3 separate regions of the Homo sapiens genome follow, and all the other regions are linked to region 2. The links are chromatin contacts, found by Hi-C or POLR2A ChIA-PET in ENCODE. All regions are on one chromosome and are shown on one strand. Each heading gives the region's core, a stretch centred on a gene start or an enhancer-like site at or near the end of the contact. The rest is flanking DNA. Distances are from core to core; before and after follow the strand shown.

Region 1 (3,351 bases), core at 344-2,843, 760 kb before region 2:
GAGACTATTTCAAGCAAAGCAAGTCTTTCGGAGCTCAGAGAAGCAGCTTGGCCAAGATAATGCACATCTGCTCGCATACAGGCCAAACGGACACAGCTTCTTGGGGAGTTTCTTTCCTTGAACTCAACATGATCCCTGAGACCCAGCCCAGAAGTCTTCCTTTTCAGTCCGTAGGTGCCCTAGGAGCATCCCATCTGCTTCCTCCTTTTGTACTCCTCCCTGCCTTTCACAGCGGCTGCTCCAGGCAATCTCACCAACTTCCCGTGGTTATGGAGATAGCTGGGATCTCTGGGTGGAGAATGGGGATTCCTTGTGTGAATGGAGGACATTAACGTAAAGGACATGTTAAGATTAATTTTTTAATCTTGCTATTAAATATTTTCTGGTATCATCTGGGATTATGGTGGTATTTTGTAGGAAAAAAATCCCCAGATAAATGCCATATAAATTAATACTCCTGGATATATAATACCCCTACAGCTTGTTCATGCTTAACTTTTCAGTTAGGTAGTGAGTCCTGTATCTTGCCATTTTTCATTTTCTCAGTCATCCTTCCTGTGTGTGTAGAATAATCTGTAGACAAAAGCTCAAGGAAGAGAGAATCCAACCTAATGGAAACACAACGAAACATTGTGTCATTTACTACCCTTCCCCTCCAATCTCCTCTCCAGGCTTTTATATGTCTTGAGGGTTAGTTTTTATATAAAACTATTAAAATGTATGCTTAATATGTTATATACATCTATACTATGTTAAAAAAAAATGTGAAGAGATTCCTCTCCCTCCACTTCTACCTACCTGCCTGGCCCCCACCACAAATCCCTTGGGTTGGCAGGGTTGGCAGCAGAGGCCTGATCTGGAGGCCAGGTTGAACCACCCCCGAGAGTGAAAACCCACAACAAGAAAGCATCTACAGGCCGGGCGCAGTGGCTCACGCCTGTAATCCCAGCACTTTGGGAGGCTGAGGCGGGCAGATCATGAGGTCAGGAGATTGAGACCATCCTGGCTAACACGGTGAAACCCTATCTCTACTAAAAATACAAAAAAAAAAAAAAAAAATTAGCTGGGTGTGGTGGGCACCTGTAGTCCCAGCTACTCGGGAGGCTGAGGCAGGAGAATGGTGTGAACCCGGGAGCGGAGCTTGCAGTGAGTCGAGATCGCGCCATTGTACTCCAGCCTGGCGACAGAGCAAGACTCTGTCTCAAAAAAAAAAAAAAAAAAAAAAAAAAGCATCTACACAGCATTATTCTGTGCAAAACACAGCCCACAGCAGGTTTCCAGTTGTCAGAACTGACTCCCCAGTGTGAGCTCCTCCACTCCTCACCTGTCATTAAGGGCGTCATTTCCATAGAGAACGTTCTTGAAAATCAGCCCTTCTATGAAGCTTCTTTCCAACATACCCCTCCCTGTTCTTTCCCTTCCACCTGGCAACAGAAGACATTTTCTCTTCTCTTTGAGCACACTGGGACTACATGCAGCTCCTGGGGAAATTCTCCAAAGAAACAGATTCTTGCTTTTAACTCCTGACCTACTCACACAACAGAGCCCACAGCAGGAAGGCCCCATTCTCGGCCTAGTGAGCTGAGGTGTTGCCACCCACTAGGCACAGCTGCTCTGCTAATTTTAGACCTCTCTGAGAAGTCACTTGACTTCAAGGCACTTGGAGACACACATCACACCCTGTCTCAGGAGGTGGTCTGGGGTGGGGCTCACTCTGCTTTCAACACCCATAACACCTTGTAACCTACAAAAGTGACTTTTTTTTGGAGGTTCTCCTCAATAAATGATAAAAAATAAATGACAACACTCAAAATGAGCTGTGAAACTGAAATTTGTTTCCACCTGGTCTAGCCCTGAAGCCTTAGGTGCCTTATTCAGCTGCCTGATCTTTACCAGGCACCACCTCATATTCCACACATCCACAGCTTAACCCTGGTGAGTGCCGCCTGGGGCAATTTTAGTCACCCAAGCTAGGACCCTCAGGACAACCCTGACTACCTTCCATCTCTCTCCAGTCACTAAATCTTAAACTGAAAACTATTTTGTCTCCTAAATAATGTTTGCAAACTTCCCCTCTATTCTGGCACCCTCATCCCATTTCAGGTTCTCTTCAGCGTCTCCCTGCACACTGCAGCAGTTTGCCCACAGTCACCCCGCCTTCTGTCTCATCCTCAAAGTCTAGCATCTATGGTGATCTTTCTAAAACCATGTCTATATCTCACTTAAACCCCTTCAAGGCATCCTGTCAGGTTCTCCAGCCTATCTGCTCATTAGAATCACCTGGGCCCTTAAAAAAAAAAAAAATCAGTTCCTGCTTCCATTCCCAGAGATTCTGATTTAAGTGGACTGGATGGGAGAAAGAAACCATATTTCTTTTTAAAATTTCCCAGGAAATCCTAATGTGCAAACATGGTTGAGAACCCCTGACCTGCAGGATAAAGTCCAGGCTCCTTCCCATGGCACCCAAGATGCTCCTGACTGGGCCCCTGGCCACCCTCTCCGGCCAGCCTCACTCCTGGCCAGTCCATGCCTTTATGTGCCAGCAACACTGAACTGCTTGCAGCTCCCAGCATTGCTTATGCTGTTCTCGCTGTCTGAAGTGCCCTCCCTACTGGTCCAACCAACATCACCTTCTACAGAAAGCCATTCCTGACTACTTTCCCTCACCTCCAGGTGCCCCGTGAAACTTTGGATGTGTCTCTATTACCGAACATTCACATGATTTTATGATACCCATCTTTCTTAAACACAAGGGAGACATTTATTTATACAGGGATAGTTCACAGAGCCCAAAGCTGCTGAAACTATAGCTGGGCCTCTCAAGCACTGGAACCCTGAATTAGAAAGCTTTCAGATACCAAGGTGCTTTCTTTCAGTCATTTTCTCTCACTGGGTTACGTGGCTTCTGGTGTCTGTTCATTGCTTTTGGATCTCCTTGGCAGACAACATTCTCTACCTCTGTGTACCTGGGTGGGCCAAAAATGGGCACTTCACAAAGGCTGAGTCAACTCCTGAAGGCCGTGTTCTCACTTCCAGCAATACTGACCAACATCCTGGCTGTCAATTCTAAAGTCCCTGAAGAGAGAATCTTATTGGCCCAGGGGTTCACCCTTGTCCATCAGCTGTGGCCAAATAGGGTTGCTGCGTAAGAGGCAAGTCTTGAAAAAATAGAGAGGAGTCATAGGATTAGCAGACTACCTAAAAGGTGACAACTATGCCCCAAGAGTCAAGGAATTCTTGAACTATGTGATAACCATGTATAGGTCAGCAATAGAGACCAAGTGCTGTGTGAGCCCAGAGGAGTAAACCATAGTAGTCTTCGATGTCAGGGAAGTCCTCACAAGAAAGTTG
Region 2 (3,482 bases), core at 201-2,700:
CTGATGATACTCTTTTTTTTTTTGAGACGGAGTCTCGTTCTGTTGCCCAGGCTGGAGTGCGGTGGCGCCATCTCGGCTCACCGCAACCCTTTCCTCCCCGGTTCAAGCGAATCTCCTGCTTCAACCTCCTGAGTAGCTGGGATTACAGGCGCGCGCCACCTCTCTTGGCTAATTTTTGTGTTTTTAGTAGAGACGGGGTTTCACCATGTTGGTCAGGCTGGTCTCGAACTCCTGACCTCGTGATCCACCCGCCTCGGCCTAAGAAAGTGCTGGGATTACAGGCGTGAGCCACCGGCCGCTGATGGTATTCTTTCCTGAGGGCAGATTTTCACGCCAGAAGCCCCGACAATTATACCTGAGCTGGTTCCACCTAAGCTCAATCCTCCTTCCCTGCCCCAAGGGGGTGAAAAATCTGGGCCCAGGAGGCCTTCCTTGTGCTCTGGGGGGAGGCATTTAAGGGTCCAAGGAAGACGTGACCGAAATGTAAAGCACTGGACGGCTTACCCAATAAGGGACCCAGCGTTTCTTATTACCCAACATCCCCCTGAGTCTGGCTTTTAGAAAAATATGCAAAGCGTCCGGGCGCAGTGGCTCACGCCTATGATCCCAGCACTTTGGAAGGCCGAGGCGGGCGCGGTCAGGAGTTTGAGACCAGCCTGGCCAATATGGTGAAACCCCGTCTCTACTAAAAATACAAAAATTAGCCGGGCATGGTGGCCCCCGCCTGTAGTCCCTCGGGAGGCTGAGGCAGGAGAATCGCTTGAACCTGGGAGGCGGAGGTGGCAGTGAGCTGAGATCGCACCATTGCACTCCAGCCAGCGCGACAGAACGAGACTCCGTCTCAAACAAAACAAAACAAAAAACAAACTACAAAATTAGCCGGGCATGGTGGCGTCTGCCTGTAGTCCCAGCTGCTTGGGAGGCTGAGGCAGGAGAATTGCTTGAACCCAGGAGGTGGAGGTTGCAGTGAGCCGAGATCGCACCATTAAACTCCAGCCTGGGCGACAAGAGGGAAATTCCGTCTCAGGGGAAAAAAAGAGAAAGAAAGAAAAAGAGGAAGAAAGAGAAAGAAAAATATGCAAAGCAACAAAAAAGAGAGCTAGAAAGATGGAAACAACTCAGAAGACCCTTGCTTAACCCGCGTGCGTCACGGGCTACAGGGGTCGGCCCCTCGAGCTAACCCCCACCGGCGCCTGCGCACTGGCCTGGCCCGCGGCAGGAAGCCCCGGCGTGAGACACTTTCGGATTCCGTGACAACGGCGGGATTAAACGTTTTTCTTCTCCTTTGCTACTGAACCTATGCTGTGACTTAGAACATAAGAAACTCCAAGAGGGTGTAGGGATTGTCTTAGCTGTCTCCCTCCTCCGCCGGCACCGCTGAAGGCAGCCCCTATGGAGGGCGCTAAACCTCGGGGCCCTGGGTTTCTATGACGACAAACAGGCGTTCCAGCAAAGGAGGAAGTGAGCGGATGCTGGGCGGGTACGCAATGTGTGGGTAGGATCGCGGGTGTCCCTTTCCCGTCATTTTAAACCAAGAAGCAGTGCGAGGCCTGCCCAACTCGCGAGTTTGTGGAACTGGCGCGCGAGAGCGCTGCCTGTGGGGAAGGTATGGTCCCCAGCCGAGCCGCCTGCAGCGAGTGTCCCCCACCAGGGGTGCCGGCGGTCTGCGGGGTCCGCCGAGCGGGTCCTTCCTGCCCTGCTCCTTGACCCCGACCTGACGGTCCACTAAGGCTTCTTAGTCGCTACACATAACCCCAGAACATAGAGGTCGCCCCGAAGAAGGAGAACCATGCTAGATGAATTCTAAACTGCGATCTGAACCTAAGTACTCAATAGTTGTCATCTTTTTTTTTTTTTTTAAATCTTTTTTCCTCTGCCTGCAGGACTATGTGGCAGCCTGCAAGTCCCAGTGCGGCGCTGATTTGTGTCTAAATTAGCTTTCCGGAGGACTATTTCAAATTACTAAAGAGATAGGAGGCATTGTTTATTATGTCTCTCCCGAAAACGCCCTCCACCCCGCTAAACTCTACATCAACATCTGAGAGCAAAAAGTTAAAAGTGTCTGTAGCCAAGGAAGGGACAAGAGGTAAACTTCGTTGATTCTGAAGTCATAAACAGTCATGGCCGTAAGACAGAAATCACCTTCCATTCACCGGTTTTTTAAATCTGATATTCAGAATACCTTGATTGGCTACATTTTTCTAACACACTTGCTTAAATAAAGCAAGAAGTCATTCCTTTTACAGTATTTTGAGTCAGAGTACTGTTTCACTACTCCATCTAAATACAGTTTATACTTTTTTTCAAATGTTGATTTATATATGATTTTAAATTCAACCTATTTTAAATATCAATAGTTACGTATTTTTTGGTTCCTGGTCTTTGGCTTTAAGGAACTTTGGAAAAAGTAATAGTGAGGCAGGGCGCGGTGGCTCACGCCTGTAATCCCAGCACTTTGGGAGGCCGAGGTGGGCGGATCACTTGAGGTCAGGAGTTCGAGACCAGCCTGGCCAAATATGATGAAATCCCGTCTCTACTAGAAATACAAAAATTAGCCGGGCATGGTGGCTCGCGCCTGTAGTCCCAGCTTACTCTGGAGGCTGAGGCAAGAGAATCGCTTGAACCCAGGAGGTGAGGTTGCAGTGAGCCAGGATCGAGCCATTGCATTCCAGTCTGGGAGACAAGAGCAAGACCCCATCTCAAAATAAATAAATAAATAGGCCGGGCACAGTGGCTCACACCTGTAATCCCATTTGGGAGGCTGAGGCTGGCGGATCACGAGGTCAAGAGATTGAGACCATTCTGGCCAACATGGAGAAACTCTGTCTACTAAAAATACAAAAATTAGGGGGGGCGTGGTGGCTCGTGCCTGTAGTCCCAGCTACTCAGGAGGCTGAGGCAGGAGAATCGCTTGAACCCGGGAGGTGGAGGTTGCAGTGAGCCGAGATTGCGCCACTGCACTCCAGCCTGGCGACAGAACGAGACTCCGTCTCAAATCACGAGGTCAGGAGTTTGAGACCAGCCTGACCAACGTGGTGAAACCCGGTCTCTACTAAAAATACAAAATTTAGCCTGGTGTGGTGGCACTCGCCTGTAATCCCAGCTACTCGGCAGGCTGAGGCAGGAGAATCACTTGAACCCGGGAGGCAGAGGTTGCAGTGAGCCAAGATCTTGCCACTGCACTCTAGCCTGGGCAACAGAGGTAGACTTGGTCTCAAATAAGTAAATAAAGAAACAAAAAGTAATAGCAGAGATAAGAGAAACTCAATTTAGTACAATGTGCCAATTTGTATTAGCTTTTAGTAATTTTTCTAAATGAGAGCAATTCCTTAAGATTTTCGTTCATATGCGGATCTGTACTAGAGTCAGCTAGTGTTATCCTTACCCGGTTCTGTTAAAGCTTTTCCCATCTCACCTGCACCTTGTACTAAAACCCCAAGCCCCACCCAACTTTTTTTTTTTTCTTCTGTTTCTTTTGATCT
Region 3 (3,236 bases), core at 12-2,511, 790 kb after region 2:
CTACTGACTCAGTTCTTGCAAATATTAAGGGTAGACCTGTCCCTGATCTTCGTGTGTAAAATAGCACCTCCTCTGCCACTCTATTCTTACCCCAGTCTACATTTCTTCATAACATCGGTCACCATCTGATCTACATTTACTTATGTATCATCTCTTTACCCCCACTGGAATGTAAGTTCCACGTCCCTAGAGTCTATATTTTGTTTACTGCCTTATCCTTATACCTAAACAAGTGCCTGGCATGACACCACTCAGTAAAACTTGAATAAATGAATAACAAATCTAGGCTCAAAGCTCTTACAGGTGAAAGGGGCTAACCTGGCAGTCACAAAGGAAAAATATCACTGTGACAACCGTCTGAGGAGCACCTTCTCCCCTTAAAATAACTCACTCAAAACAGTGGAGCTGCAAAGGTGACCAGAGAAAATCCATTAACACCTTAGTGCCCATGACACCAGGTGAGTTGATCGGGCTACTTGCGAGAGGGACATGTGAGTGAGCGTGGAGAGCTCTGAGTAGGCTGAAGAGCTGGATGTGGGGGATCTGGGCTGCTGGGAACCCCGAATGTTGGAATCGCCCTGACAACCTTATGAGGGTGGTCAGATATGGGTCCTGAGGAAACTGATTCCACGGCAACTGCCCGCCAACCCAGCACACCCCACAGTGAAGAGGGGCTTCTGATCCATGAGTAGGGCCCCTCAAATGATGTTCCCCTTTAGATGGTCATGGTCATCAGCAGGGGTGGGTGCATCGATCCTGTGGGGTCTTGGTGGTCGCAGACCAAGCGTCCCTCTTCTCACATCTAATTCACAACGTCTCATCGCTCCGCGGGAGCCCAGGAACTGCCCTACAACAGCCGAAATCCGGGTCGTCTATTCCAACGGACTCCTCTTCCGTTGGATACGGGGGCCGTGAGAGGCCAAACAACCTCCGCGAGGCTACCCCCGCAGCGACCGCTCGGCGGGCGCTCCATTCCTTTACCGGACTGTACACCTCGCCTCCTGGGGCCTGAGGCGGGAACCCGGGTCGCGCTGCTCCGAGGCCTCGGCGGACCGCGAAAGGATGGCTCACCACCCGGCCAGGGCCAGCCCCTGCAACAAGCTCAGCCCCGCCCGCTCCCGCGCCCAGGAGCGGCCGGCGGGGCGGGGTGGCTGGGCCGGCCTCGGGGGCGGGGGCTCGGGGGCGGGGGCTCAGGGGCGGGGCCACGTGGCTCCTCCTTGCGGGCGGAGGCAGGCGGTGCCGCGGCGCCGGGACCCGACTCATCCGGTGCTTGCGTGTGGTGGTGAGCGCAGCGCCGAGGATGAGGAGGTGCAACAGCGGCTCCGGGCCGCCGCCGTCGCTGCTGCTGCTGCTGCTGTGGCTGCTCGCGGTTCCCGGCGCTAACGCGGCCCCGCGGTCGGCGCTCTATTCGCCTTCCGACCCGCTGACGCTGCTGCAGGCGGACACGGTGCGCGGCGCGGTGCTGGGCTCCCGCAGCGCCTGGGCCGTGGAGTTCTTCGCCTCCTGGTGCGGCCACTGCATCGCCTTCGCCCCGACGTGGAAGGCGCTGGCCGAAGACGTCAAAGGTGAGAAGCGGGGGCGGCCCGCTCCCCCGTGCCCCGCCGCCCGGACCCCTCCACCTGCCCGGTGGGCAGCCTCCTACTCCGGGAGCGCGTCCCTCTTCCAGTCACCTCCGCCCACCTCTTCCTCTCCGCGCATCCCACGCCCACCACCTTCATGTTTCTCAGCTCCATTTTTGCCTCCCGCTCCCTTGCCTTTTCCTCTTGGCCCTCATCCCGAGCTTCTTTCCCTCTCCGCGGCCTGGGCCCCCAGACCTGCCCTGCTCGCCCGGTTCGTCCCCCGCCAGGTTACTGCCTCCTTCCCTGCGAGAGGTCTCCTTTGTTCCTTCCTCCGCATGGTCCGCTGACACCTTACCGTTTCCTGGGCCAGCCTTGTGGCAGTCCTCTTCCTCTCGTCCAGGGACCCATGTCATCTTCCTGCCAGGTTCCCTAGCTGCTGTGGGTCAGTGCTGGGGAGAAAAGGGAACGGACATCCATTTTGCCTCCCTGCCACCTTTCTCCACTCCCTCGACTGGTTGACCAGGTGGTACATAGACTTCCTTTCTCATTTTTGTCTTTGATGTGGGTATGTCCACCTGGCAGTTTTCCTATCTCTGTTCCGGGCCTCTCCTGACCTGCCGCCTCCAGCTCCTTAGCTTCTGGGCCACATCCTTCTCTCTCTTCCCCCGCTCAGACCCTTATATTTTAAACCCATGCACCCAGAGGCCTTTGGTGCGTGTTTGGCTCTTGCTCCATGTTCCCAATCCCTGGTTGGGGCACCAAAACTATATTTCCTGAATTCCAAGACACCATCAACTGTGAGACACACTGTTCATTTTATGACAGCCCAAGGGGTAGAAGGATAGGAAAAAACCACTACATGTATAAAGATTTGAAGGTGAACTCTATTACAGAAATGCTAAAATTTTGAAACACTTAAGACTTAGAGTCGAGGAAATATGGTAATAATAGTAATTAATATTTACGGAGCACCTATCATTTCAGGCACCTTACTAAGTACTCGGCATACATTGTCTCATAGTTTCCTTTCCACAATTTAAAGATTCCTGTGGTGTCACACATCCACCTAATCCAGGTAGTGGGTATTTGGCGGGCAGGAGTGGTATAGTGATAGTGATTTGTTCCTGACTTGCTGCCTCTGAATGGAGTTACTTCCTGACTCTGGTGCTAGGTCGCTAGCACGGCCTCCTACCCTGAAATGGTCATTGAATGAGAACTGTGGGCATCTTTGGAAATAGGCCTTTTTCTAGAGAAAGGGGAACTGGAACCATTGTTCCACTGTTGGTATTTCTTGATAAATTCAACTCTTTGTGGTAGAACAGTGCCTTTGTAGATGTTAGTTTTCAGACTCACCCTCCTCTTTTCCTGAGCAGCTTGCAGATTGGTTTCTGAAGAGGCGAGATGGAACCATGTGTACATCTTTTAGCCATATGGTCCTGGAAAATTATTTTTAAATGAAACTTATAAGCTGTTTTGACCTCCAGTTTACACTTGCCTACATGCCTCACTGGTCCCATTAGCTGAACGTGCCTTTCTGAGCAGTGCTTCACACCATTTCAACACATTTGGTCAGGGGAGGAGTGATGTCAACACATCTGGTCAGGGGAGGAGGGAGGAAGAACATGGATCATGGAACTGGAACACCTAAGATAAGGTAATCTCAGGGGACATTGTGGG

Evidence for each region. A loop is a pair of places that touch in the nucleus more often than their neighbours do. ChIA-PET counts read pairs that join two places held with the same protein, here RNA polymerase II (POLR2A). Pooled maps may share reads with other maps.
Region 1: a loop to region 2 is called in a map with no recorded cell type, with 15 times the contacts of the local background. The contact joins the enhancer-like site here to the promoter of AXDND1 in region 2. A Hi-C loop is called at or near these places in 9 of 37 single-sample maps with no recorded cell type and 5 of 50 pooled maps. POLR2A ChIA-PET finds 5 or more read pairs at or near these places in 1 of 52 experiments (AG04450).
Region 3: a loop to region 2 is called in a map of CD8-positive, alpha-beta T cell, with 3 times the contacts of the local background. The contact joins the promoter of QSOX1 here to the promoter of AXDND1 in region 2. A Hi-C loop is called at or near these places in 4 of 168 maps with a recorded cell type or tissue (CD4-positive, alpha-beta T cell, CD8-positive, alpha-beta T cell and naive thymus-derived CD4-positive, alpha-beta T cell), 1 of 37 single-sample maps with no recorded cell type and 10 of 50 pooled maps.

The regions. Positions count from the first base shown.
Region 1 is chr1:178,604,563-178,607,913 of GRCh38, forward strand. No RefSeq gene overlaps it. Among named protein-coding and RNA genes, the nearest start is that of C1orf220, 63 kb to the left of the region's middle. RefSeq lists enhancers at 1,359-1,508, 1,519-1,658. Within about 2 kb of position 1,594, at least 6 of the 41 ENCODE cell types and tissues checked have a DNase peak (open chromatin) inside an H3K27ac peak, as active enhancers do.
Region 2 is chr1:179,364,521-179,368,002 of GRCh38, forward strand. It overlaps AXDND1 (axonemal dynein light chain domain containing 1), which reads left to right and starts at 1,451. Exons shown (of 26, transcript NM_144696.6): 1 at 1,451-1,480; 2 at 1,884-2,086. The coding sequence starts at 1,990. RefSeq lists enhancers at 1,002-1,401, 1,782-1,851.
Region 3 is chr1:180,153,608-180,156,843 of GRCh38, forward strand. It overlaps QSOX1 (quiescin sulfhydryl oxidase 1), which reads left to right and starts at 1,262. Exons shown (of 12, transcript NM_002826.5): 1 at 1,262-1,565. The coding sequence starts at 1,301. LOC105371636 (a long non-coding RNA gene) reads right to left here and starts at 1,231. Exons shown (of 2, transcript XR_001738314.3): 1 at 392-1,231. RefSeq lists a silencer at 937-1,256 and an enhancer at 1,437-1,536.